2 separate regions of the Homo sapiens genome follow, and region 1 is linked to region 2. A link is an interaction called in ENCODE POLR2A ChIA-PET data of the cell type or tissue named here. Cell type or tissue: PC-9. All regions are shown on one strand. Region 1 holds the start of CLEC5A (C-type lectin domain containing 5A). Region 2 overlaps MGAM (maltase-glucoamylase).

Evidence for each region. Peaks named below come from ENCODE experiments on the same cell type or tissue, not always from the same donor. Only the 100,000 strongest peaks of a DNase experiment are listed, where the experiment ranks them.
Region 1: POLR2A ChIA-PET joins it to region 2 with 5 read pairs; 2 of 35 experiments call an interaction of 5 or more read pairs at or near these places.

Annotation. Positions count from the first base shown.
Region 1 is chr7:141,944,468-141,949,467 of GRCh38, forward strand. It overlaps CLEC5A (C-type lectin domain containing 5A), which reads right to left and starts at 2,507. Exons shown (of 7, transcript NM_013252.3): 1 at 2,340-2,507; 2 at 1,747-1,845; 3 at 874-933. The coding sequence starts at 1,825. RefSeq lists an enhancer at 989-2,188. In PC-9, no CTCF peak of the experiment used is centred here; no DNase peak of the experiment used is centred here.
Region 2 is chr7:142,023,214-142,028,213 of GRCh38, forward strand. MGAM (maltase-glucoamylase) reads left to right here. Exons shown (of 71, transcript NM_001365693.1): 8 at 1,837-1,936; 9 at 3,902-4,014; 10 at 4,397-4,522. Among named protein-coding and RNA genes, the nearest start is that of MGAM, 30 kb to the left of the region's middle. In PC-9, no CTCF peak of the experiment used is centred here; DNase peaks (open chromatin) are centred at 1,558 and 2,878; H3K27ac peaks cover 1,054 bases.

The DNA.
Region 1 (5,000 bases), 79 kb before region 2:
GAAGCTAATTGGAACAAAATTTCAGGGCCAAGGGGATATTATCAGACAAGGAAGCAGGTGAACTTTAGGGAGATTTTCTATAAGCAGGGAAGGGTCCATTCATTTCTAGAAATCCATATAGGGGCCTCATTTCCCTGGGAACACTGGCTGTCTGAGCAGGCAGCCGCAGTGGCTTCAGAGGCTGGTCAAACATCTAATTGGGCTGCCAGTTATTTGTCCATTGTGGTTGAAGACCACTTTACTCTGACATCAAATTAGTTACTTACATTTATCTTAATGAAACAAATTGGCATTCACTTTTTATTTCAGTACCCCGTTTATAGACTCTAAGATGTAATAGCCTGGTTTTCATCAGAAACTACTTTGAGATTATAACTTAAGGACTCAATACATATTTTATGAGTATTTTCTCCATACAGCTCACTGTATTGGGTTGCCTCTGTTGATACTAAGATAAATGAGAAACGGTCTTTCTCCTAACGATGTCAGTAGTAATAGGTGTCTTAAGAGGAAGTGAGAGGATGTTGTTGGGAAAGGCTTCAGAAGGAAGCTGGTTTAATCGGGAGAGGAGAACCATGCCCCACTCATCTCTCTATCTCCCATAGCTACTGGCTATTAAGCACTTTCACATTCTATTACAATGATTAGATATAAATCATCCCCATATCCAGGAGAAAAACTAAGGATCAGAAATTTCCCTCAGTCTGCTCTTGGTTTTCTCATATGTAAAAGAAAGGGAATTAATTAGAAGATCTTTATGGACCCTTTGTACAAAAGAATTTCTTGGGAAAGGAGGCTGTGTGGAAGGTCTCTAGGAATTCAGCATAGAAGTAGCAGGAGGATGGGGAGAAGATTTACCACCATGCAGATTACCTGTTCCATAGCTCCTGGTGGTGGTGAAACCATCGTTACTTTTGTTAAAAATCTGTGGGACTGAAAAGAAAATCAGCTGTTGGCTCAGCCCCAAATGTGACTGCATGATGAATATGACAAACAAGTATCAGCACAGGGGCTGCTAGGGTACTGTGACTATTAGTGGGAAATACTGAACTCTCTGACTCAGTGAAGATGCATAAATGTGGTTTTGTGAATACGTTCCCTTATTCATATTTCTGTCCTGCTGTCTGACATGATAGGAATTGCACCTTCAGATTGCATCATGAGGAAGACACCTCTTAGCTAACTACTGCCTCCCACTCACGTTTCCTTCCTCATTTATTTTCCCTACTGGCTTCTGGGGCTAGAGAAGATTCTAGTTTCTGATTGCAGTAAAATCCTTTCATAGGAGGCTTCTTTAACTAGGCATTTGGATGAATTAATTTATATGTATACAAAGAGAAATTTCTTTCTCAGTTAAATCCTGTTACATTATACTTCAGCTCTTACCATGGCCTTGTCATTGGGTTGAACTGGAGCTGTATTTTAGATTTTGCCAACAATAACAAGCGCTGCCAAGTACTTCAGCTGAGATCACCCAAATAATACTCTACTAGCAAAAGCTTTGCGTGGCGTTCTAACCATCAGAAACTGGTAAGTTCTATATCTCCAAGGTAGACCAAGGAGCCTGGGCCACTGTGTGTGCTGGGGAGTGAGAAAGGCATTGCCAATTGACCTCAGGTTGGGTCAGTTAGTCTCAGGTGGAAAGACTTGGATATGTAACCTTTACACACAACCATGCATTCTGAGAGAAGAGTCAATGAGCAAGACAACATGAAGTCTGGGGCAAGAGGTTGCTCAAATACTCACAATAAAGTAGAAATAAGGTCATTCCAACAACTTTAAGCACTACCACAATAAGCCCAGAGATGATCATGTGCCAGTTCATGATGAAGGAGCTGCAGGGGCCTGTGAAGATTAGAGCACAGCAGCATCAGAATTCGGGTACAAGGCTGCTTTTCACTAGGACATATCCCAGCCTCTCGCTCAGAGTACCCAAAGCAAGGCAGGCTTGGAAGACAGGCATGACATTGACAGGTACCAGGAGGTGACCCAGCGTGGGCCGCGAACACAGAAAGAATCATGTATTGATTGGAGCCTTGGAACTTGGCATACTGCCTCTCCTTCACTCATTCCCTACTCCAGGCCTCAGCCTTGCCCTATTTGTGGCCTCCTAAATTCTGTCTAATAATTAAACCCTCTCCTGTATTTTGAGAACCCTTATCCTTGAAATGACCCTTGTTCCCAAGGACCTTAGTCTGTAGCCTTCACCATACTGACTTAAGTTGTCAGAAGCCTCAGTCTTCCAAATACCAGGGGTAGGTGACAGACAGGACAGGCATCCCTGAAGGTCTTGGCATTGGTCAACAGTCCATGCAGCCAAGACAGACAGACAGACTCACCTCTTTCTCCCTGGAAGGCTAGGCTTGCTTGCAGATGGGGGTCTTCCTGGTGGCCTAATGCTTGGTGTGGCAGGCAGGGGCCCCGTCTCCTGAGAATATGCTCCTTTTGCCCAAGCAACGTTCTTCCTTCTTCACAGTCTCTGCCTTGGTAGCATCCCCAAGAAATACCTCTTCCTGTTCAGTGGGGTTCTTGGCAAAGGGAGCAGGCGGGGCAAAGAAGGGAAGAGACTCTCTAGCCCTAGTGGTGGCAAGAGCAGACTTCCTGCCAGGAGAGTTCTAATGCAGAGGAACATTTTAAGGACAATTTGGAAAACAAAATACCTCAACACAGATTCACCCTTCCTCTGTGTCTAAATCTCCTTGAAATACAGTGGGAAGAGAAATGTAGTAAAATTTTAACAAACATTGAATCTGGATAAAAGGTAGCTGGAAGTTATTTGTACTTTCCTTACAACATTTCTGCAAGTCTGAAATTATGTCAAGTTAAAAATGTTAAGAAATCCAGTTGAAGACACTAATATGAATGAGCAGGTTCTTGCTGTTCCATTTGCTCCATTTGCTGGAGCTCTGCTCATTCCCCTTTATCATGGACTCCTCTCTGGCACCACCTGCTCACCTTCCAGACCTCATGGTGGCTCTTCAGTGTTTCTTGAACATGGCACTCTGCTGGATACAGCAGTGGGCTGGGGTGAACAATACTCAAGTCCTATTGTCAAGGAGTTTTTAATTTCGTGTTAAATTTGAAAATTTGCTTTTATTTTCCCTACTATGAAAACTACTGTGCTCATGACAAAAAAATGGCTGGAAAATATTAACAAGGAAAATTGAGAAAACAAAACCATTTATAACCTTGTACATTTAGTTATAGTCATTGCTAGCACCTCAGGGTGTATCCTTTCGAGATGAGTAGGTAGATAGAAAGATAGATGGATAGATAGATAGATAGACAGAAAAACACTGGTTCACAAAGAACAATGGGAACATATTGTACATATTGTTTTGCAATCTATCTGCTCAAGATTAAGCTAACACTATGTTATATATATCTTTTCATGTCAAAATATAGATTTTGATAATGTATTATTTAATATGTGCATAGCATTCAGGTGTAAAACTATATGATTTATTTATTCAGGTGTAAAAGTATATTATTTCTTTAACAATTGCATAACCACAAATCTTCTAGTAAAGTGTGGTGGACAAGAACAAAGTTTTAAAAATCAGTCCTGCTTTTGATTCCTGGAGCTGACCTTCACTAGCTGAACATCCTTGATTAAGTTACTGAGTCTCTTTACCTTCCATTTCTTTATCTATAAATAGGAGTAATTATAGTAAATACCACATAGGATTGTTCCGAGAAATGAGCAAGATAATGCTTGTAATTTCAATAGCGTGATACTCAGCATCTTAAACATAAATCCTTAGTATTCTAACTATTTTCTAAAACTCTTCTAACTATCTTCCCAATGCACAGTGAACAGCTAAGTGCATGCATCCTTTTACATGTCCTTAATAACTTTCTTGGGCTAAGTTATCAGAAATATAAATGCTGGATCAAAAGACATGTACATTTGGAGGGCTTTGGAACATTAAAGTTGTGTTTTGTTCTACTTGGATAGTCCTCTGTGTTTTTGAAAAATCTCATTGAACCTGATTTATCTGGTCACAAGGTAATTACTTCTAGACCCTAGATTGCTGTCCAGAAGGATCCATATATTTATTGGACAATAAATATGGCCAATTATGCCAGCTATGTTAGGAAGTATGGGAATCAGGAGACTTGGTTATTATTATTTAGAAAGTTTTTAACAGAGACTTTCTGAATAACTTAATAAAATCTATACACTTGGATAGCAAGTGAATCTTTTATAACAAAGAGGTATAAGAGATCTTTCAAATATCATCAAAAGAGAAGAAAATGTCATAGTATAAAAGGATGTCCACAGAAGTTTTGGGGGTAGTACTCTGACTGATGCATTGTGGGACACCTCTGCTCTGCTAGAAAATCTAAAGAAAAATCTAAATTCTTGTTCAAGGCTTCGCACTGCAATGCTTCTCTTAAACTCGACATTATCAGAAACCTTGCTAAAAAAAAGCCAATATCTGCAATGGCAAATGCAACTGAGGGGTTACTAGAGATGAAGTCAATAGCATTGGGGGCCCATGCCCATTGCTTTGGGAAAATAATAAGAAAGGGGCTTCTAGTCACACAATTGTAAGGAAATACCCACACATTGTTTTTTGGGGAAAAAACCATGAGATCACTAATTTTTAATCAGTTATTGCAGACTGGGATAACAAATTCTCTGCTTAGTGAGTCAAATTAGATTTTTTTCACTAGGCTGAGTCCTAAAAATAAAGAAAAAAGTTTTATTGAAGAGTAAAACTGAAATTTAACTTTGGCAATCTTCATGTGACATCAAGTTGGAAATGCTAAGTCTTTAGGGACTGTATTATGCAATATTATAATTGCCTGAGCAGACAACGGAGTCACCTCTACATTGTAATTACCAAAGAGTTAAGAAGACCATGCCCACAATTGTAGGTAATTTGGAAGGGACACAGTGTATGGCTAAACAAGACTTCTGGGTTATCGTGTGTGTTTTGTGGGGGAAAATGGCAGTGTGCAGTGTGTGTGTGTGTGTGTGTGTGTGTGTGTGT
Region 2 (5,000 bases):
CCATGCCTGGCCAAATTTTTGTATTTTTTTTGTAGAGACTGTGTTTCGCCATGTTGTTCAGGCTGATCTCAAACTCCTGGACTCAAGCAATCCTCTGGCCTTGGTCTCCCGTAAGTGCTGGGATTACAAATGTGAGCCACTGTGCCCAGCTGGGCTTTCTTGACTAAGCAGAATTAATGGATGGAAGAAAGGAGATTACAGCAATAATTTATTAGTCATATATATATATATATACACACACACACACATACATGTTTGTGTATATATATCTATTTAGCCATAGAGTCTAGAAAATATAATAATTTCTTGTTAGAAAAAACCAAGGCCCAGCGAAGCCAAATTAATAGCTCAAGGCAAAAGGGTTTGTAAGAACAAGAATGGCCTGAACCCGGGAGGTGGACCTTGCAATGAGCCGAGATCGCGCCACTGCACTCCAGCCTGGGTGACAGAGCGAGACTCTGTCTCAAAAAAAAAGAGGTTGTAAGAACAGAGGAAGAATCTAATCCCTACTCTGTGTAATTTTTAAGCCCAGGCTCTGTACTGTACATATGCCTATCAGAAAAGCAGAAAAGCTGTTAAGTCAGAGCAGCTTACCTAGGAATAGTTGGTGACAGTTGTTTCATTAAGGAGCCTCAGATCCTTGCTTCTCAAAGTGTGTATGTGGCAGGGGAACCACCCTCTGAGAGAGGTGGGCTTTCAGTCCCTTCTTCCATCTATTGAATTAAAATCTGCATTTAGGGCTGGGAGCAGTGGCTCACGTCTGTAATCCCAACAGTTTGGGAGGCCAAGGCGTGTGGATCATTTGAGGTCAGGAGTTCAAGATCAACCTGGTGAAACCCTGTCTCTACTAAAAATACAAAAAATTAGCTGGGCATGGTGGTGGCGGGTGCCTGTAGTCCCAGCTACTTGGGAGGCTGAGGCAGGAGAATGGCATGAACCCAGGAGGCAGAGCTTGCAGTGAACCGAGATTGAGCCGCTGCACTCCAGCCTGGGTGACAGAGTGAGACTCCATCTCAAAAAAATAAAATAAAATAAAAACCGAAACAAAAATTAGCCAGGCGGTAGTGGCACACGCCTGTAATCCTAGCTACTCAGGAGGCTGAGGCAGGAGAATTGCTTGAGCCTGGGAGGTGGAGGTTACCGTGAGCCAAGATCACACTACTGCACTCCAGTCTGGGCGACAGAGTGAGACCCTGTCTGGAAAAAAAAAAAAAAAAATCTGCATTTAACTAAAATGCCCATGTAGTTTGCAGATACACCAAATTTTGAGAAACACTTTTCCAGAGCAATAGTTATCAAATGTGACTACATGTTGAAGTTACCTGGGGAAGTTAAAAAATAACAGCCATGTCTGCTTCTACCTCTAGGGATTCTGTTTTAATTGGTCTGGGGTGCAGTCTAGGTTGAGAACTCCTGTTCTGGAGTCTCAAAGACAAGCCTAGACTAGAGCTCCATCTAGTTACCTGATTCATATTAAAGCATATTGATGGAGCTTTTGCTGATGAGGTTAAGTCAGGTTAAGACAGGCCTCTTTGAGAGGGCAGTTTTTCTGAATTACATTTTAAAAATTCCTATCCTCTTACCTTCTAAAAAATATCACAGCCTTCACATTCCTTCTAGATGAATGATAATAGCTGGCTCATTCTGTAAGAAAACATGAGTTCACTTGGTTAACATCAACTAGATATAGACCCCATCTTTTAAAAATGTGTCTTTATGACCCTGAATGTCCTGTCAATTAGTTGCATGATTAAGACTGATTTCCTAAACCAACCCCACAGTGTGATGCTGAGACTTCTTAGTTGTAAATTTTGGTTTTTAATTCTCTTTCTGCAGAACGGAACTAATTTGTATGGTGCGCAGACATTCTTCTTGTGCCTTGAAGATGCTAGTGGATTGTCCTTTGGGGTGTTTCTGATGAACAGCAATGCCATGGGTAAAGGAATATTCATGGAAAAAACAAGCACAAGAGTGATTTTCAGTCCCTTTCTTACAGCACTATGATAAAAGGAATGGATCCCTTTAAGAGTGACTGAGCCATAGTGTAGGGAGGGCCTTATAGATTCTCTAATTGTGCTATCCCTACTTCATTACCTATTGATCCATGGTAGCCATGAGTAGGGGATTTTCTCCAACTTATGATTTTCCTGAATCTGGTGGCCTCTGTTGGAATATTTTCTATTATCAAGTTAAGGAGCTCACCCTTCCCTATAATTTACTCTGAGATAGTTTCCACCAATGTGTTCTTCTCCGTCTTCAGCCCTGTAGTCAGTAGATCCCAGTGGCAATGAATTGCCATAGGGGAAGAGAAGATGTATCAGAATCTCCCAGGATTGATGGTGGGCATAGGGTATTGATCCATACCTTTTCTTAATTGAGAGTCATCGATTCAATCAGTGCTCCTCAAAGTGTGGTCCCTGAATGGGTCACAGACTGTTTCAGGTCTATAGTAAGATGAGTATAGAAATGGCGAGTAAGCAATGCTGTAGCCTCCACACGCACACATGAACCTTTTTCTAGTAATTAATTTTCATATTATTTTATGAAAATATCAGCTTGCAGTGAAATGGAAATTAAACAAAATAAAGATCTGATTCTCCACCACAGATATCCGAGAAGCACTCTAAATGATCTAACATGATTCTAGGACATCTAAGAGATGAATCTAAGACGATTCTAATAGAATCTTAGATGGTCCTAAGGTACTTAAAATACCAAATAACCTAAGAATAGACTGAGATAATATAATAGAAAGACTGTACAGTTTTAGATAGGTGAAAGGAACCAGAAAATAAGATGAGTCAGACTTAGTGGGAAAGGCCACAAGATCCTAGATACTCTGTATGAGTTGTTCCTATGACCAAAGAGTACATTGCAATATTTCTTGAGGCATTTTATTCCTAGATACGAATCAAGGTAATGACACAACTTTTAAGAATGGTGATTGGCACATAGAAGGGTTTTGAATTTATGATACAATTTCTGACTTTTTTTTTTTAGTTTGGCTTTTGTTTGAGGTGAGATTCACTGAGGTTAGTTACCTCCATGTCTAGTTGAATTATATTCTCACAATAATGACGGGGTATGTGGTGGGACATGTTCTGTGGTTATGAAAGTCAGAGAGGAGAAACTTTTCCTCTAACCTCTTAGGGTTAATTCTTGGGAGGCTGCAAATTAAACTGGCAAAAAGGTAGATTAGCAATAGAAAAGACAGAATTTATTTACACATACAATGCACATACACACAGCAATTCTCAGTGATGAGTAACTCAAAGCAGAGATTAGAACTTGGGGCTTCTATACCATCTTAATTAATAGGTGAAAGGGAATGGGGAAAGACACTTAGGAGAGAACAAATGACATTTTGGAAAGATAAATGGGCCCTTAGGAGAGTAGGTGGGAGGATGTGATAGTCTTGTAACACTGTTTATCTGGGAATGGTGCCTGTTGTCTCAGAGAAGACTAGAGGTACTCCTTGGAGCAGATTTATGACAATTGCTTTTTATTGAGTTCTTTTGGGAGGCTCTGATTTTAGCACATCAGGGATTTCAGTAACTTAAATGCCTTTGGTCCAAAATAATTTTTTTATGTCACAGTGGCTTATTCTGGACCCCTTCATAAGCCTGGCTGCTTTTTCCCCAGAACCTGGGGCCTGGCACAAGACACTAAGACACTCCAGTCAGTATTATTAAAATCTGTCACAGAAAAAATGCCTTGGCTGCCATGTGCTGTGAGGGTGGACTTGGATGGTCAGGGTTTTCACTTGGTATTCAAAATGTGAGGCACTAGGGTCACCTTGTTAATGTTCACATGGTTAGTGATCCTGTGTTATTTTAAAACTTGTAGTTACTATTCAAGAATCAATTCTGATTTTTATTTTCTTCATTTTTAACCTTTCAAGAGGTTGTCCTTCAGCCTGCGCCAGCCATCACTTACCGCACCATTGGGGGCATTCTCGACTTCTATGTGTTCTTGGGAAACACTCCAGAGCAAGTTGTTCAAGAATATCTAGAGGTAAACTTAGGATGTCAAGATTATGACTCAGGAAATCCTAAACAGCAAATATTTTAAAAAAGTAAAATTCATGTGCAAGTGTGACCCACAAAATCTGCTGTTACAAATTTGAGATATTAAAGAACAGATTTCATATATGCAATGGAAACTTGCTGTATAGCATTTTTATGTTATAAGAAGGTGAGAGAATATAAAGGTGCCCCAAACATGGCCCTACCCTCAAACATTTATGAAGGGGCTGGAAAAATAGACTAACATTCTAACATTAATGAATCAGTGCATTGGGAAATGGACTATGTTTGGTGCTCTGAAAGCAATGCTTCGAAAAATTTTTATTAAAAACAGAGTATTTGCTAATTTTCACTTCACATATTTCTTTCAGCTCATTGGGCGGCCAGCCCTTCCCTCCTACTGGGCGCTTGGATTTCACCTCAGTCGTTACGAATATGGAACCTTAGACAACATGAGGGAAGTCGTGGAGAGAAATCGCGCAGCACAGCTCCCTTATGTAAGCAAGGTTTTCAACAGTTCTCCAAAAGTAAAGAAATTCCCTTGAAGAAAAAGAAAAACTGTTTATATTTTCTCTCCCTGAGTTTAATTGATTTATTTATTTGGTAATGAAAGGAGTTTTAGATATTCAGAATACTAGACATTTTTTTTTTTGTTGGACCAGTAATTTTTTCAAGGAACCATTGTTCTTTATAGTATGAAATAGATTGGGAGACCATAATTATGTGTTGGGAGGCAATCTGTTTTTGTCTCTATTTTTCTTATTATGTATTTTATTAGTAAACTTTTTTTGTGCTTACTGTATTGACTACATTTTACAGGTGTTTTTATTTGAGTTTTCAAGGCATTTGTCTCTTTAGCTTGAATTGTAGCATTTTAATGCTTCTCAGTATGGATTTTCTTGCCTTACACATGTTCTTGGTTTGCTTTGACTCAAAAGTGTCATGGCAGGGACTTACCATAAAAGTTGTATCATA